2 separate regions of the Mus musculus genome follow, and region 2 is linked to region 1. A link is a loop called in an ENCODE intact Hi-C map of the cell type or tissue named here. Cell type or tissue: left cerebral cortex. All regions are shown on one strand. Links, peaks and the distances in the headings refer to the core of each region. The heading gives the core; the rest is flanking DNA. Region 1 has its middle 45 kb from the start of Trim2. Region 2 overlaps Trim2 (tripartite motif-containing 2).

Region 1 (9,474 bases), core at 1,007-9,006:
GTTATGTTTAGATATGACCCCCATCAACTCATGTGTTTGAACAAGCCTATTGGGGCCCAGGGAGTGGAATGTGATGGTTTGTATATTCTTGGACCAGGGAGTGGCATCATTTGGAGGTGTGGCCTTGTTGGAGTAGGTGTGTCACTGTGGGTGTGGGCTTAAGCCCCTCACCCTTGTTGCCTGGAAACAGTCTTCCATTAGCAGCCTTCAGATGAAGATGTAGAACTCTCAGCTCTGCCTGCACCATGCCTGCTGAGATGATACCGTGATCCCACCTTGATGATAATGGACTGAACTTCTGAACCTGTAAGCCAGCCCCAATTAAATGCTGTTTTTTATAAGTCTTGCCTTGGTTATGGTGTCTGTTCACAGCAGTAAAACCCTAAGACAGCACCTTCCATAGGACAGGAGAAACCCCGCTAGGAACCAATCTGTTCAGACAGACAAATTCATATGGACATGAAGAGGAAAAGGGCATTATAGAGAATATCACATAAAAAGGAAGGTTGACCCTTCCCTATCTGTACTCATGAATGATGCAGGATTTGTATCAAAACCACACCTGATCAAAAGGGCAAGGAAATGTGGCACTTCCCAGGCTGAGGACTTACCCTCGAGCCACTGGAAGGTAGGGCTCCAATGTAAATGTCCCCACAGGCTCATTACCTCGGACAGTTGACCCTTGGCTAATGATAGTGCATCTCAGGACTTAGTGGGAGCTTTAGGAAATGAAGCTAGCTGCAGACATGGGACCTGGGGGTGAGACTAAGGGCTAACCCTGGTTTCCGGTCATCATCTCTCTTCCCGGAAGTGGTGTTATTCTTGGGTTCCACACACAGCCTCCACTTCTGCTTGCCTCCGGGACGGGATCTCCATGCAGGACAAATGCTGTGCAGATCTAGTGTCTGCATCTCCACAGACATCACTTAGGGTGAAAGCCTTGATCTCCGCTAGAACCGGCTGCTGTGAGATAAGTAGGCTTATTCTACCCCGCGCACCCACCCCACAAGACCCAGCATACATCTTTCTCCTGGCATGAGTGCCAGTGTCTAAAGGACACAGTGGGAGTGACAGTTGGTTTATAACTGTGGAGACCTCCTCTAGGGAATTGGAAGAAGTTTAGTGTCACCCAAGTCATATTACCTCTGGAAACTTCAGGTCTCATTGCTAGGGGGGCGGGGTATAGACATGGGATCAGAAATAGCAATGCATACTATGTCACACGTTCAAGTGGTCCACAAATGGGCTGGGAATATAGCTCTGTGATAAAGCATTTGCCTACGGTGCATGTGGATTTGAGCCCCAGCCTTGCGAAACTGTTGTTTTTAAGTAGCAAATATATGGCTTGTGGCTACATATGTATGTGATGTACGTGATAGGCAGAGAAATAAGTGCCTGCCCATCTTGTGCTTTCCTTTTTCTGTTTTGCTGAGAGGGCATAATAGACAGGAAGGGTCTGCGCACTTAGTCCTGACCTGGAAGGGAAGTAGGTGTGGTGTGCGTAAATAAATCACTGAAGGCCAAGTTCAAATAAATGGTGAGCCTACTTAATTTTGGGGGGAGAGAAATGTCCAATACCCTTTGACCTCATCCCTCTCCGAGAGTCCACAGCCTGCCCTTCTGCATTCAGCCTGATCCCAAAGGGCTTTGGCCCTGATACTCAGATGCTCCTAAAATGGCTAATTGATCATTGTGCTTTAAAAGGACTACCTGGAAATAAAACAGCACCCTGAGTCCGCAGGGCCAGAGAAGACTGGAAACGGAAGGAGATGAGCCAGCAAAGCAGCTCATAGACACAGCTCCCAGATCCTCTGTGTTCTCTCGCATGGTGGTCCCCCGAGTCCAGGCTGGGCAACAAGCCCAGATAATAATAGCAGCTCCTGTAGTGGAGCACAAATGGGTCCTAACTGTCCAACTTTCAATTCTCACTTAGAAAGATTCTCATAATGGAATTGAAGGTGGTCACAGCTGAACTGGAGAGGAGATGTGTGGTCAGGTTGTTTTAGGGTTCAGGATTGCTTTGGGGCCGGGCTTGTTTATTTAACAAATATTTATCGGGGTGAATATGTGCCCAGCCCTGGGATACCGCAGTAACCCCAGGCATGCATGGTGTATCCCTGTGGATGTGGCTTGAGGTCTTTAGAACAGCGGGCCATGCCACACCCTTAAACATGCAGGCGGGGCCGGGAGGTACAGCACAGTGGGGACATGCGTCTAGCATGCGCTGGACCCTAGCTTCCATCCAATAGCATAGAGATTTAGGGAGATTAGAGAGTGGGTGAGTATGAGGGGTGGAGACAGAGGGAGGGAGGGACACAGGGAGGGGAGGGACTCACACTTAGACAAATGTAGACACTGTTGGGAAAGTCTTAGTTGGAGCTACAACTGAAACTCACTGGTAGAATGCCTGGACACCATGTCTGGATTCTATGTTGAGTTTGGAATGTGGAGGACAGGGAGGAATCAAGACAGGCAGATTCATTTTGTGGATTGTGTGTGTAGAGAAATTCCTGCTACATGAACATAACAACTTAAATTGATGGATAAAATATAGAGAAGAAAATTCCTCTCTGTCCGTTTTGTTAAGGTATGCTACGGGCTGAAGATCCCTACTGTCTGAATACTTTTCTATTGCTGTGTTAAGACATGATGACCAAAGCAACTTGTAGAAGAAAGAATTTATTGGGGACTTACAGTTTCAGAGGGTTGGAGTCCATGCAGGAAGCATAAAAGCAGGGGAGAAGGCATGGCTCTAGAGCTGTAGCGGAGAGCGTTTGTCTTATCTTCAAACACCAAGCAGAGAGAACTAACTGGGAGTGACATGGGCATTTGAAACCTCAAAGCCCATCCCTACTGGGACACACCTTCTCCAATAAGGCCACAAGCCTAATCCTTCCCAAGCAATTCCACCAACTGGGGACCAAGTGTTCAAATATATGAGCTTATGGGGGTCATTCTCATTTAAACCATCATATTTGCCAAAACACTTAAAATTCGTGGTAAGAGACAGGACCTTTAAGGGGTGATGTGGTCATGTCACAGACCCTCAGTTTATGGGTTGTTGGGTCTGTTCTTTAGAGACCCCTAACTAACACAATGGCTATTTGCTGTCAGTACTTTGAAAATATCCCACTGGGTTCTGCTTCACTGTTGCAGAGACTGGACACTTACAAAAGAGTCAGCTGTCACCTAAATTTCACACTTGTATAGATGTCTAATGTGTAGACTGGGAAGGTTTTGTTTCCCATCAGTCCTTTAATCCATTCTCTTACTTGAAGGGCAACATTGCAAACGCTCCCACTTCCCGACAGGCCACCCTAGCCTTCAGTCTCCGTAGCCCTTGCCCAGAACCTTGGTTTTCAGCTGAGCCCTCTCCATGATGTCCTAGTTCCTTAACAGAAGCACCTATCTGTGGCTTGATGGGTTTAAGCCCCTAACTCAGCTCTCAAGACGACACGTGCACATTTGGGTTTTTAATAAGTACAGTTTGCTTTTCCCGGCCCTACCTTTCTCAAACAGTGAGTGAAATTGTGTTAGCCACGTGCTCGTCACAACCAGAGTCTCGGAGGTCTGCATATGACGTCACCCATGGTTAACTATTATCCCCAGTAGGCCTTCACTGTTTTCAACATACTGAAGGGCTTTTTCTTATTCCTACCTGGAACCAGTTCCTGCTGGGAAATCCCATTTAAACATCTTAAGCAGAGTGAAAGAGGGACGCTAGAACAACTCCGGAATTTGTCTTACAGCCAAATGTAACTGGGCTTGGTGAAGAACACAATGTTTCTAGTCGGCGATACACACCGACCCCATCTTGAGGCTCAGCTTGCATACCCTAATACAGCTGTTTTCGCATCCCAACCCTACCAACCAGTCCCTCCTATAGCCCTGAATCCGCATTTAATGTAGCATCCATTTGCATTCTTCCTGGCACGCCCAAGAGCTGGGTCACAGTTGTCAGGGCAACAGCGTGTCTGCAGAGAGCACCAGCTCTCCAGGGTTTCCAAGGCAACCACTCTGCAGCGTGGAAGCAGGTGCATGCCCAGAAAAGCGCCCTTAGGGCGGGGCTAGCTAGGGTGAGGACCCTTGGGGAACTGAGAGGCGTGGCCGCTGGGCTGAGGAGTGCTCAGGCAGGCCTTGTACTTGCGGATCGTAACTTTCGGTGGAATATTCCGCTTTCGTGGTGCACTTTGAAAACCGAGGATTCCTCCCAGCGTGGTGTGTGTATCCAGCTTGTCTCCAGGAGCCACTTGCGATTGGGAAATGGTCCCAGTGGATGAACCGCAGCGGAGCGTCCTCATACAGTAAGGTCCTGTGGAACAGAGTCCTAGGAACAGACCAGGGAGTTGACGTGCGCCACTAAAACCTGAGGCACAGTAGCATAGGTTTGTTGCGCATCGCGCGGTGCTCAGGACATCCCACCAAGGCCCAGGAGTCAAGTCGGAACTGGGCTGGAGGAGGACGCATAAGGTCCTTTCTATTTGAGATGCAGGTTAGCTCTTCTGCACAGTACTTGTCGTTGGTTTGGTTCATTAGTCTTGTTTTCCGAAAGAAATGCTGCCGGGAACCCATCAGATATATGTTCCAAGTGAATAGGAAAGAAGCGAGGTTTTTTGACGATTCTTTGGCATTTGAACCATGGTGTCATGTGTCCCCCGTGCAATCTTTACTGTGGCCAAGGCTGGGAGACTGTAGCACAAGGCGCCGACTGGGTCTCCCGCCTGTCATCTGCGGCGCCCCCGTGAGGGGAGGGGCGGGCTGTCTGACACAGTTATTAAACCTGGCAGCTGCGTTGGCGGCACCGAGAAGCATTTTGGGGGAGCTCGAGTAAAATACGGGGCTGCCTGCTGGCCATCTGCTTGATCTTTCTCGCTGCCTGCAAAACAGCCACTTAGATCTTCCTCGTGGTTCTGGTTGGTGACCAGAGTTCGGGCACTTTGGCAAACACTTGAAACGTGAGTATCTGCCACCTCGCCCAGGGCAGGCGACAGGCTTGGAATGTTTCCGGCTTCTCTACTGGAAGCTTTAGAGAGCGATGGGTGAGGGATCAGGCTGCGGGAGTGAGGTAAGGGGACCCAAGTCACCAAGCCTAGCCTGGAGGTGGCGCGAGCAAGCTTCAGCCCTGGCAGCTGCGGGAGGGACTTAAGCGCATCGCAGGAGGACTGCTCCTGTGTTCGAACCCAACACAAAAGAACCCTGGGCCTAGGAAGCCGAGGTGCACAGTCCTGTCCAGCCACTTGGGAAAGGCGATGAGCCTTTAGGGTTGTCTCACAGCAATGAGAAATAGCTTATGCCCTCCTGTCCGTGGGGATCTTTGTGCACTGCATAGGGATTGTCGCGGTCCTCCCTGAAGCCACCTCGCTGGGCAACAGGCTCACTGCCCCTGGGTCTGGATCCCAGGGGGATTTCAGAGTTCTGAGACTTCAAGCCTCTCTGCCAGGCTTCACGCTGATTTCTTCCTTTCCTGCACACGGTGCTTGTTCTTCCAGGGCAAGCATATATTTGGAGACTAGAGACAAAAGAAAAGACCCCAATTCCCTCCTTCTCCTCAAATTACGAATCTTGTGAAAAGGTGCCGTGGGTTTTGTTTGATGTTGCCATTGCTTGCTAGTGGAAACCTTATTGTACAATTTAGTATTTTATTTAATTTTGGAGATTTTGAACTTTACACATCTGGCAAAAAAATGCAAGTCTTCTCTGAGGTCTAGGTATCTCTTGAGGAATTTGGCTTTCCCTAAAGGGTTCCAAGAAATGCTCAACACAGACCAGTGCCCCTCCCCCCCAAATGCCTTGTTCAGATACTGGGGTGTCCCCATTGGCCCAGAAGCCTGTGGTTTTGTCTGTCCCAGTCTCCTGAGGTCTCTGTGCAAGGCTTGCTTTTGTTCGCCTGTGATTTCTCGTGTCCAGTATGCAGCGTCCCGGGGTGTGGGACATAGAAGACATGGCCTTCTCTAAAAGGTTCTACAGATCAAGACTAGTGCCAGTTGGCGAAGCCAGCTATGAACAAGTGCTGGAACTTTCAGGTCTGTGTCTTCTCAGGCACAGCCAGGTCACAGCAAAGTGATCTCCAGACCTGCGTAAGAGACACGCCAAGGTTTGGGCTGTTCTTCCGATTCTATTTCCTGGCTGAGTGGCTTTTGTCAGCCTGACCTTTGAGGGTTGATTTAATAAGAGCAAGCCAGACAGGAGGAGAAAGCAAGCAGAAAGGGGTGGCGGGCACTTTAACACTCAGAAAAGCCTCATCCAAACGTAGCTTAGAAACTCAACTGATTATAAATTAGTCTATAGGTAGGAAACTAAATCCATTATGGATACATATTATGGACTATATAGATCCTTTAATTTTACATATGGGATTATGGTCCTGGTCCCAAAGTGAGGCTTGGTATTTGGTGCTTGAATTTTCACTAAATCTCGATCTTCACCCCATGGTGTGGTTTCTCAGTTCTTTGTTAATTAAAATCAGATTGTGACTAAGTGAATGTGCCGTGAAAAGCAACCAATGTGGCTCTGAGGTATGAAGAATGACGTAGAAGCCAAATCAAGCCTTTCTATTAAATTTAATGGTGAGATAAAAAAAAAAAAAAGGGTGCTATTCCCAGTGTTCCCTGATCTGGAATGGAAAATGTGGGTAAAGTGTAGGGCGTTGAGAATGGGTCAGTCCAAACAGTGAAGAGCCAAGACATCAAAGCTGTTCTAGGGAAAGAGAAGTAAGTTAGTTACTGCCAAATGGGGGTAGAGCTAGGGAGATAGGTAAATCAGACCCTGATTGGCTCCAACAAAGGGACTATAAAATGGTGCCATTCACTGCCACAGAGCATCTAGAAGAAAATAAGTTGTTAACCACTTTCACCTTAGCCCCTTCCAGCCCTGGCTCCAGACCTTGGACCTTTCAGCCTCTTCTACAGAGGCCAGGTCATTTCCCAGGCTCAGATTTTAACTCATCTGGCCTGGTGAGAGCTCTCTGGGTAAGAAAATAGATGGACAGACACCTGCCCATGCCTTAGATGCCCAGGTCTGTCGCTGCAGGGGCAGGCAGGGGGCGCAAGTGCTGAGTGAAACCATGGTCTAATAGGGTTAACTGGGGAGGGCAGTAGAAGCTTACATTCAGGCTAGCCAGCTCTGCTGGAGGGAACCAGGAGTCTAGCTTTTGTTAACGTGAAACCACTAGATCTTTACAGATTGGCAACTAATTAAAATAACTAAAAGTGCATCGTGCTTGCCAAACAATATGCCCCTGCCAGGTCTGTCTTACAGTCCAGATTGGGCAGCCTCACCAGACCTTGTCTCCCCAGAACAGGACAGTGCATGGGGCACATGGGGTGGTGTTGGGTGGGCTACCACTTGTCCCAGGACCTCTATCTTCCATCCTTGAAGTTTATGCTTGCTTGCTTCGTTCCCTCCTCTTCCCCTTCCTTTCTTTATTTCTATGAAAGGAGAAATAAAGCCTGCTCTGGCAAATGCCGGCCTCTTTCTCTGTGGAGGCCCATAGTTTTCTGACCTGAGAGCTCTGGATTACTGAAATGAAGAAACAATCTCTAGTTTCCTAGAGGCTTTTCTGGCTGTGAATCAAAAGAGGTTGATCTTCACAAACTGACCACCTCTGTCTCCTCCCTGAATTCAACCCCACAGAGTTCCCTGGCAGCCTCCTGTGGAGGTGGAAATGGTCCATGGGCACTGGGAAATGAAGAGAAAGACACTGTCCGTCTCCTGGGCTGGAAAATGGGCACATGGGAAGGGGTAAGAAACAAGGGTTGTCTGGTGTATGTAAACAGTACTGTCAGCGACATAAGATCTAGTCTCAGTTCACGTGTATCTTACGTTTTCCTTCTCTAAGCCACAGAAGCAATTGAAAGTATTGTGTCTCTATTAGTCAAGAAGCATACAATGCTGCCCGCTCTTTACAGGTTGAAACATCTTTGTTGGGTGGCGAAATAATTCAAGATAGCTAGAAGACTCTTGTTTGCGTTCTCCCTCCCTTGTCCTTGGGCCGAGGCTCTTGTATTTTGACTTGGCTCTGTATTGTTTCTGTTCCGTTTGATTTGACATATATTAACCATACATATTTATGGGGTATAATGTAATGTTTTATACATATTTATCTTCTGTAACTATCAAGCTGTGCTAATTAGCATATTATAATTTCAAGCTTTAGTAATTTTTTTGTGACAGGACCATTTGAAATCCTCTCTTCTAGTCATTTTAAAATGCAATACATCTTGTTAACTGTAGTCATCCTGTGGGAGCACCAGGATTTATTTCTCCCATCTACATATTTTTTGCCAGTGACAAATCTTACCCTGTTTTCTTTCCCCTCTTCTCTCGCAGTCTTTGAGGACCAAAGTCTGCTTTCTCCTTCTGGGACGTCAGGTCTCAGGTTCTGCGTGAGTGAGGTCATGCAGAGTTTTCTTTTTGTGCTCAGCCTATTTCCTGAGGGTCTTCCAGGTCCAACCTGTTATGAATGACAGGATTTTATTCTTGTTATACCCAAAGCATATCCCATTATCCAGGTAACAATTTTCTTCATCCATTCATCTGTCAGTGCACAATTAGGTTGATTCCATTTTGTACAAAACATGGGGTACTGGTGTCTTTTTACTTGATTTTCTTTCCGTTGGCTATCTACCCAGGGTTGAACTTTTAGATCATACACGTCTTGTTTTCAGATTTTTGAGGAATGCTGTACTGTTTTCCAACATAGCTACAGTCATTTACATTCCCAGCAACCATGTGCAGAGATTCCAGTCTCTCCTCAGCCCATCAGAGTGTGGCTTCTTGGCTCTTTGTCACAGACATTTGAGCCAAGGTTAGTTGATATCTTCTTGTGGTTTTGATTTGAATTCTCTAATGATCAATGCTATTAAGCACCTTTTTATTATTCCTTGGCCATTTCTGTGTCGCAGTAGCCCAGCTTTATCTGACCAGCCATCTTGGTTATAACTACCGTTTTGTCTGCCAAGCGATTCGACCACACATTCTAAAGCCTGTAAGAAAAAGCAAAGTCATGAAAATAGTCAACTAAGTATTTTATACAATTCCTAGAAGTTTTTTTTTAACCAGTGTTATCATGCTGATAGTTTTTAAAGGAAGCCAGCTATATTCAGCCACTTTGTCTAGCTTAGTGTAATAGTCTCTTTCCTCCCACCTCAGGGTCCCAGGACCCTCTTCTCTTGCTGGTGCTATGGTTCATCTCTGTTCATAAATCCAGTGTGAATTGTATCTTGTACAATTCTGGACACTGCCCTGTCTGAATCTCGCTTTTTGGCATCATCTTTGTGCTGGCTTTTATACACTTGGTCTCCTGAAATGTGACTCCACTTCTTAGAAATGACTTATCTGTTCAAAAATATTTTGCTCTATTTTAAAATCAGATTCTCTGTTTCTTGATATTGAGGTGTTAGTTTCATTATATATTCTGGACGTTAACTCAGTTCAGATGAAGAATCTGTATATTCTCTTCTCTTCTGCAGTTGG
Region 2 (9,474 bases), core at 1,054-9,053, 110 kb after region 1:
AGACGGTTGTGCTATGCCATGTGAATACTGAGAATTGAACCTGTGTCCTCTGGAAGGACAGGCAGCTCTTATAACACTGAACATCTCCAGCCCCAGCTTCTATTTTTTTTATATATATAACTTTTTTCCCCACTGGAAATCAAGGCATTTAAAATATTGTGCTGAAGGTTGGACATGATGGCATATACCTTCAATTACAACTATGTGAGAGGCTATCTCAGGGAGATGGTTTGAGGAGAGCCTGTGCTACATAGTGAAATTCTATGTTTAAAAAGAAAAGTAAATGAGAGAAAGGTAATTTTGTTGCAACTCATAGTTTCTCTCCATTATTCATTCTCTCTTTCTCTCTCTCTCTGGCTTTTTCTTTTTACTTAGTGACTTTTCTGGGCCAATTTTGTAAAGGCTGTAATTTTTGTCACGTGTGACCACTGAAACTATGTTCCATTAGGTTAGCTTAGTCATCAGCTAGTGATACGACAGAGATCTTCTTATTCAGTAAATCCATTTTCCTGCCACCAACTGTTGAAAACATAAATTAAGAAGAGGGGCTGGAGAGACAGATGGCTCAATGGTTGGAGCACTGGTTGCTTTTGCCAAGGATCCGGGTTCAGGCATGCAAATGACAGCTTTGAATCATCTGCAAATCTAGTTCCAGAGGATGTGGCATCCTCTTCTGCAAGGCCCTGGCAAAATGCTCACACACATAAAGCGAAATGAACAGGTTAAGAGGGCTGGCAACCCAAGAGTGATGGGCTCTGCTCTTGATGAGATTTCAGATTGTCAGTGTCCATGTCTTACTTCAGGCTTTTCTCTTCATAAAACTTTCTCCCCACATCAGCTCACGCCTCAGACTGCCAAGGGCAATCGAACTCAGGCCAGCAAGTACCAGTAAGATGGCACCGTGTTTGAGATCTCTGACGACAGCACAGACTCAAACTTCTAACTAAGCGTTGCCTTGCCTAACCCATTCTACACGGAGGCAGCCTCGGTTGACAGTGGAAATGTGCCAGTGGGTTGGCTGAGCACTGTTAGTGTGTCACACTCTCCAGCCCAGATACTCGCATTAGTCCCCACACCCTGCAGAACCTGAGGGAGGAAGCCTTCACATTCCATTCCTGACTCCTCCACACGGTGATTTCCTGCACTGGTGGGATTTCCTGAGTATTTATTATGAAGGTGAAATATTTGTTATGTATGATCCATAAATGAAAAGTTCTGGTACCATGAACCACCTGCTGAAGGCAAGAAGTGAAAAGAGCCTCAGCCCTCACAGGGTAGTGCCCCAAGGACCACTGGGAGGATCTTCAGCCCTTCCAAAATCGTTCTCCATGGATTCTGGGGAAGACATTTTTTTAAAAAAAAAGTTTACAGAATTTATTGGAATTTTTTAAAAATAATTCCTTTCACCAGCTCTTTGAAAGGCAAGAGTCCTTTTAAATTACTGATTTTTTTAAATAAATAAAACATTTGTGATACACGGCTCATATATTGTCACCTAATATTTGCATTTCCAAAAGTAATTTCTAGAAACTTTACGGTAGAAAATTTAGCAGAACATTGCATTAGTTTTAGGTCCTCCTGTTTCCTGACTGGTGGAAGCAAAGAATATGTTAAAGAACTATAAACAATCTGAAGTGCAGCTCCAACCAGAGAAAGGAAGATCGACTGAGAGGACCCCTTAGCTCACACCTTATCTAGTAGTTTCTGCGTGGTGAACTGGACTGAATCACATGTATTTTAAATAAAAAGCAAACATTCAGTCTTCCCTTGGAAGGTTCAAATTTCCTTTTGAGTTTGCTATTAACATACAATTTAGTAGAGCTCGAGGAGATATTTTGAACAGGAGATGGACGGAGAAAACTTTGGGCTACAATGATACTCAGTGGTTCAACATCTGCCTACCATACACAAAGCCCTGGGTTCGAGCCCCATCCCTGCTCCTAAAAAAGGGGGGTGGGAGAGAAAGAAAGGAAATTTCCAATTTATGGTCCAAGCCTAACAGATCTTCCTATGTGACAAAGCTTTTAAAAATGAATTGATCCCGATCTCCAAAAAACAAGGGTGGCATTTCCAATTTATGGCCCAGGTGTAGTCGGTCCTCAAAGGTCATTTTATATGACAAAAAATTAAAATGAAATACACATTCCTGTAATTTACTATGGTTCTGCATCAAAGTACAATGGTGCATGAAGTCTGAGATTATTGTGGAAATGTTTTGAAGGACTTTTATCTGAACCTGGGTCACTCAGAAAGATTGTTTCCAAAATACAACCAGCTCCAGAAAATACTATCGCAAACAGTGAGAGGAATAAGGAAGGAGTCCTTTGGGTTGTCATGACACGAAACTCTAGAACCATAAGTAAGGACATCCTGTGATTCCACAACCCCAGACCCCGAAGTGTTGAGTACTTGTCAGGACCTTGTTGGTTTCAGTGGCACTGTGAAAAACCCATCATTGGTCAAGCTGGGTCAGGATGCACGCCCTTTTTGGTATGTGCATGACTGAAAACGCCACATAAAGCTCTCCCTCAAAAGTCTTATGAGAATTCAAAACAGGCTTTGTGTTACATTGTTACTAAGTGTCCATCCTTAGTAGGATAAGTGGCTTAATTTCACATTAAGGACAACCAGATGATGTCATTGTCATCACCACAGCAGCTACTAACTGGGAACTATTCTGAGCTGGTACCGAGCATCCTCAAGTTCTTGTGTGTATTAATTCAGTCTGCACAGCAGCCCAGTGGAGCCTGTTACTGTCATGGATACTACCATCCTTCTCTGCTTGACAGAGGTGGAAGTTGAGACTCAGTAGAGTTAGGTCATTTGCCTATGGCCATTCAGGTAAATGTGAGATGGAGCCAGGATGAGAACAGCGGAGTGCATCTTTGTTCAAGCAGTGGCAGTTTTAAATGAAGTTCAGGAGAGCCCCACCCCCACCCCCACCCCCTTGTCCACAGACCTGGGGCGGGGGTGGGGTGGAGATCCACAAGGTGAATACTGCAGTCTTAGCACAACAATAGAAAGGCAGCGTTTGTTTCCACTCTCCCAAGTGTATGCAGTGGAGCATTCCAGGGTCTGTCTGATACATTCTATCATGACAGGATGAATGCAGAAGCAGCGAGGAGAATCCAGCTGCCTTCTGTCCAGTGGAACACTGCAGAGATGCATTGAGATGGAGAGCAATGCCAAGTTCCAACATTTTCATCTTAAGTAACAAATCACATTACTCACCACTCGTATTTAAGTGGCTTCACAATTACTTTTTCATTACATTACATTAATAATGTTTTGTTTCATTTTTAATATGACAAATATCTATAGAAAGCATCCACATATGCAAAAGTACTTTTTTTTGAGACAGGGTCTCACTGTGTAGCTGTGACTGCCTTGAAACTTGCTATGTAGACCGGGTCGGCCAGGCACTTACTAAACTCCATCTTCCTTTGCCTCCTGGGACTAACGACTTCCCCCACCATGCCTGGCTCAGAGAGCCCTTTTGAAGTTCTCAGCACTTTTTAAAAGAGCTTAGAGAGGTTCAGAGACCAAAGTGCTTGAGAGCCATAGCAGTGGCTTTTGGTGTCGCATGCACCTGTTTGAGGCCTGCCATATCAACATTTGGGCACTGTAACCACAGCAGCTTTAGTGACCGGGTGTGATGGGAGAATGCATATGTGCTTCCTGCAGGGTAAGCTCTCTGTGTTACCCACAGGTGATGGAATTTTACTGCCAGTCCTGTGAGACCGCCATGTGTCGGGAGTGCACGGAGGGGGAGCACGCGGAGCACCCCACAGTCCCGCTGAAGGATGTGGTGGAGCAGCACAAGGCCTCGCTCCAGGTCCAGCTGGACGCAGTCAACAAAAGGTACCGTGCCCCTCCAGACTCCCCATCCCATGGGAGGCCTGGCCTGACATCCAGCGTCTCTGAGATGGTAGCTACGGTCATGCTAGCCTGTATGCATAACTAAATCCTATGTTCTTCTTGATCATGTGATCCCAGAAATTCCTGCCTGAAATCAGAGCTGCTGACATACTTCTCTGCCTGTGGTGGTAGCTGGGACAGCTACTCTCAGCCTGAGCCCTGCACAATGGTGCTGAGCAGCGGTTGCTCAAATTTCCTCCTCTGTTTGTCTTGAGGGTTGGTTTTTGTTTTTTCCCCTTTTGGTATGGACACAAATGAATATAGTAGTCATGTCCTATATGAGAGAAACTAAAAAGGAGGTTAACAACCTGCTGTAAAACAAAATAGCCAATAGTCCTACTGTCAACAGTCCTAGGGAGAAAAGCATAGTTGTTCAATGTTACCTGAAGGAACTTGAAAACTTACAAGAGTTCTCCAGGTACTCTGAATTCTTCAAAGTTTATGTTGTTGGAAGAAAAAAAAAAAGATATAGCTAGACACTTAGAATATAGCGGTTCTCTACCATGGGCAATTCTGTACACACACACACACATTTGGTGATACCTAAACCCATTTTAGGTGTCTTAGCAACAGTGTAGGAATATGCTATAGATGTGGAGTAGAGGAGGGAACTCTGTTAAGCATCCTATATGCACAGGGCATCCTCTGCTACAAGGACTATCTGGCCATAACCGTTCCGCCAAGACCTTTGCACCATCAATAGTTAACCCAGATGGTTGAAGGGAGATTTAAATAGAGGTGACCCTGAAGGACTCACTTGTTCCTTCATGTTTCCTTTTAAAGGTGATGCAAGCAGCATAGTAAAAAGCGCTTGCATTTAGAGACTGAAGGTATAGGCAGGCTTTGGAGTATTCCTAGGTAGAAGTTAAATAATGACCACTAACAACTCTCCTGTCTCTCAGACTCCCAGAAATAGATTCTGCTCTTCAGTTCATCTCAGAAATCATCCATCAGTTAACCAACCAAAAGGCCAGCATTGTGGATGACATCCACTCCACCTTTGATGAGCTGCAGAAGACTTTAAATGTTCGCAAGAGCGTGCTGCTCATGGAGTTGGAGGTCAACTATGGTCTCAAACACAAAGTAAGGCTCTGCAGTCCTGCAGGCTTCTTGGGGGGGGGGGGAGTGGGGGTGACTGCACTCCCAGCGCCTGCTTACTGCGTTCTAACAGTGGCGGTAGCAGGAATGGACCTACACCACTGTACTTCCTGGGGACCAACAGTGCCCTTTACATTTAGTAGATATTCAACCAAACTCGGATTCCGTGAACTTTCTGTCGCAACTTATAGTTCTCCCTAAGGAGAGGTTGCATATAGAAATGCTTTCAGGGCTTAAGGTCGCCTGGAATGTTTTCCTTCCTTAATTATAGGGTGGAGGAGCCTCTTCACTGCTCTCTCTCTCACCCACACCAACCTGTTCCTCAACTTCAAAGCGAACCTGACTGCCGCCTTTGTTTGGCTCTGCAAGTCTGTTCACCAAGCCAGGGTGGAGAGCTTCGGGTATTCAGGTGTAGAGACTTCTCAAATGGTTGGGTTTTGTTCCCTGAGGTCGTGACTGGCAGCTCTAAACGCTAGGGAAAGGCCACTGGGTAATGACTAATTCGCATCAAGCAGACAATTTGTTTGCTGTTGGTAGCGTCCTTTCTTCTCTTAGCCCCAGGTAAACAGATGACCTAAGAAATGCACGTGTGGGTGAGAGGCAGGGTGAGGCGGAAGGGAAATCTCCAGATGATACTGGAAATGCAACTTAGCGTTCTGCATGGGTTCACTGGGTTAAATGGAATGCAGATGGTTCCGAGCCACCTGAGTGGGCGGGCGTAGAGGTTGGTTCTTTTGGGAGGAGGGCTCTGCCCCAGCTCCTAGCCAAGTGTCCTGCAGGCTGCACGGTGTCCTGTAGGAAGCGCTCGTTGCCTCTGTGTCCCCGGCAGGTGCTGCAGTCGCAGCTGGATACCCTGCTCCAAGGCCAGGAAAGCATTAAGAGCTGCAGCAACTTCACGGCTCAGGCCCTCAACCATGGCACGGAGACGGAGGTGCTGCTGGTGAAGAAGCAGATGAGCGAGAAGCTGAACGAACTGGCGGACCAGGACTTCCCACTGCACCCGCGCGAGAACGACCAGCTGGATTTTATCGTGGAAACGGAGGGACTGAAGAAGTCTATCCACAACCTGGGGACCATCCTCACCACTAACGCGGTCGCCTCTGAGACGGTGGCCACGGGGGAGGGGCTGCGGCAGACCATCATCGGGCAGCCCATGTCCGTTACTATAACCACCAAGGACAAAGACGGAGAGCTGTGCAAGACAGGCAACGCATACCTCACCGCTGAGCTCAGCACCCCGGACGGCAGCGTGGCCGACGGAGAGATCCTGGACAACAAGAACGGCACCTACGAGTTCTTGTATACTGTGCAGAAGGAGGGGGACTTCACCCTGTCCCTCAGGCTCTACGACCAGCATATCCGAGGCAGCCCGTTTAAGCTCAAGGTCATCCGCTCTGCCGACGTGTCCCCCACCACCGAGGGCGTGAAGCGACGAGTCAAGTCCCCGGGGAGCGGGCACGTCAAGCAGAAGGCTGTGAAGAGACCTGCCAGCATGTACAGCACCGGCAAGCGAAAAGAGAACCCCATCGAGGACGACCTGATCTTCCGAGTCGGTAAGGAGTGGGCGCTGTCCCCTGACTCGGTGGCTAAGGGGCTACCTGGCAAGCGCTCCTGCCAATCGGAATCCTGCATTTACGAGCAGGTGGGGAGCTTCTGGTTATTTTGTTGGGCTAGTTTCTGTAGGCTCTTCCCAAATGTTTCTTCTTCCGTTTCCTCCTTTCTTTCCTCCTCCCCTCCCCCCTTTTCCTGATAAATGCAGCCAGTGAGAAGCTGAAACAAGAAGGGGGGGGGGCAGGGGCGGGAGAAAAACCAACAGTACAACGACAATTTTTTAAAAAAGATTCTCACTTTGGTGGGTGTGTCTTTGGAGGACTCCTGTCTAACCCAAATGCAAAGAGCCTTGCGTCTGGCAAATTCTTGTATTTCTGTGAAATCTGTGGGGCTTGGGCGGTGGCAGTCCCACAAACGGAATTCAGATACCTCTCTGCCTCCACTCCTGCAAGGAGTGGGAGATCTGTGGGGGTCAGTCCACAGGGCAAGCTGTGTGGTCAGCCAGCTGTGCAGAGCTGGAAAACAGTGCCTAAGACCTCTGGGTGGAGAAGGAAATGGGTTTGGGCGGGGCTGGGGATGAAGCCCAGAGGTGTAGCCTGGGCTCAGAGACCGGAATGTGGTTGCCCCTCCCTCTGATTTATTACCTGGCGCTTTTTACCTATGTTTGTTTTCACTGCTTGGCTTCCCAAGAGGAAGCGACCTAAAAGTAAACCAAAAAAAAAAAAAAAAAAAAAAAAAAAAAAAAAAAAAAAAAGGGCATTCAGACATTCTTAAGGAAAAGCAAAGCTTGCATTTTGTTTCAGAAAGGACCTGCAGCCTGCCTCGTTCTCCTCGTTCTGTCTTTACCCGCAGCCTGCCTCCCCTACTCCCTCCTGTGTCTACATCACTGGGCCTGAGAGTGCTACTGCACAGTTTGTTAACTGACACACCTAGAAAGGAAATAGACTTTTCTACCACAGAACTTCAGAAACTAGGAATCTGCAGAACTGCATGTGCGCTCGGGGAGGGAAGGAGTAGGAGACCATGCTGGCCATCTTTTCTCACCATCTATTCTCCTCAGACTGCCTGGGGCAACTCCGGCTCCTTGGCTCCTTGGAACATTGTGAGCCGAGTTGCCCTGTTAGTTCTCAAGGCTGAATCCCGGTAAAGACTGTGGAATGACACGTTAACTTGTCCATTCGGAGCATGACTTTCTTGGTCACCTGTGTAGAATGATTCCAGGGGACAAGCTAGGACAGACGCAGGACTGGATCCTGCTGGTCACCTGTGTAGAATGGTTCCAGGGGACAAGTTCAGACAGACGCAGGACGGATCCTGCTGCTCCAGGTCTTCCATTTGAGCCTTGGGCCTAGCGTTCTGCTTCCTTCAGCCTCAGCTTCCATGTCCATAAAATGCAAAGTTGTCCTTTAGATTCTTCCATGTTGTCACAATGATAGGGTCCCGAGAATCAATTTCATTTTGGGGGGAATCCTAGTAGTAGTCATGAACTATATGTTAGTACCATTTTTAATTATGTGAGGAGCCTTCCTACTGTTTACATAATGGCTACAAGTGTACCTTCACCTCAGCAATGATGAGGCTCCCTTTATTCACATCCCTGTCAACATTTATCTTGTCTTTTTGATGGTTGGTTGGTTTGAATTGGCATTCTCCTGGTTGTTAGTAATGTTGACCTCTTTTATTATTATTGGCCACCTGTATGTCTTTTAAGAAATGTCTATTTAGATCATTTGCCCATGTTTAAATCACATTTAAATTTATTATTATTATTACTATTATTGGGGTACAAGTGCCTCAGCATGTATGTGGGGGTCGGAGGACAACTTCAGGGTTGGCTCTCTCCTTCCTCTCTAAGAGCTCTGACCACCAAACAGACCACTAAATCAGTCTTTACCTGCTGTGCACCTCATTGGCCCCAGGTTGTCTTCTCACCATTGATTGGTTGGAGCCTGAGCCCAGCCGCACTGCTGTACCAATATAATTCCAGCATTTGAGATCTGAGGCAGAAGGAGCTCAGGCTCAAGGTTACAAAAGCAATGATTCTTCTTAATTTCTTTTTATGAGTACCACAACTTGGCAACAAAAGCAAAAACATTAAGCTAAGAAATTTCTGTTTAATAAACAAAACTATCACACGAGTGAAGAGACTAATAAAAAAACAACAAAAAAAAGTTTATGAAATTATTTTAGCTCCTTATGCATCTTGGATATCAATGCTTTAGTAGCTGCATGGCTGGCGTGGATTTTCTTCCCTTCTGTTTGGCTTTGTCAAGGGTGCTGTTAGGCTCAGACCTAAAAGCCATTGCTCACACCAGTGTAATGAGTTCCTCTCCCGTGCTTCCTCCTGCAGGGTTTGCAGCTTCAGGTCCTAGGCTTCCAGGCTTTAATCCAGTGTGGATTGCCCTTTGTCTTTGATATGAGGTCAGCCTCTAGTAATCTTCATGTCAACATCTGGATTTCCCAACACCATTTATTGTAGAGACTCTCCTGTCCCCATTGTCTCCCTCCTCTTTGTCACAGATCAATTAACCATAAACGTGTGGCTTTATTTCTGGGTATTCTTATTCTCTTTGTGGTCTGTTGAGTTTTTGTCTGTTTCTGAGACAATCTCACTATGCACACTTTGTAGCCCAGACTCCCCTTAAATTCTATATTCCCTGCCTTGGACTGCCAAATGCTGGAATTACAGGTGCCATCATGATCTCCGGGTCTTGTATTCCACTAATGTGTGTCCTTTTTATGCTGTTTTTGTCAGGAATAGCTTTGAAGCAGATGTTGAAATCAGAGAATATAATGTCTCTAGCTTTGCTCTTTTCCCTCAGAATTGCTTTAGCTTTTTTGGAGGTTTCTGTGGTTAGACATGAATTTTAGCATTGCTTTTTCTACTTCTTTGAAAAAAAATGTCAT

What was found. Peaks named below come from ENCODE experiments on the same cell type or tissue, not always from the same donor. Only the 100,000 strongest peaks of a DNase experiment are listed, where the experiment ranks them.
Region 2: it touches region 1 in a loop (3-fold over the local background); 1 of 42 quality-filtered maps calls a loop at or near these places.

Annotation. Positions count from the first base shown.
Region 1 is chr3:84,300,071-84,309,544 of GRCm38, reverse strand. It overlaps a transcript of Trim2 not described here. Among named protein-coding and RNA genes, the nearest start is that of Trim2, 45 kb to the right of the region's middle. In left cerebral cortex, for the core only: CTCF peaks have their summits at 5,089 (motif pointing right) and 7,049; DNase peaks (open chromatin) are centred at 4,006, 4,813, 5,072 and 7,081; H3K4me3 peaks cover 2,086 bases; H3K27ac peaks cover 1,977 bases.
Region 2 is chr3:84,187,608-84,197,081 of GRCm38, reverse strand. It overlaps Trim2 (tripartite motif-containing 2), which reads left to right. Exons shown (of 12, transcript NM_001271727.1): 4 at 3,710-3,861; 5 at 4,821-5,001; 6 at 5,846-6,569. Among named protein-coding and RNA genes, the nearest start is that of Mnd1, 37 kb to the right of the region's middle. In left cerebral cortex, for the core only: no CTCF peak of the experiment used is centred there; DNase peaks (open chromatin) are centred at 5,685 and 5,927.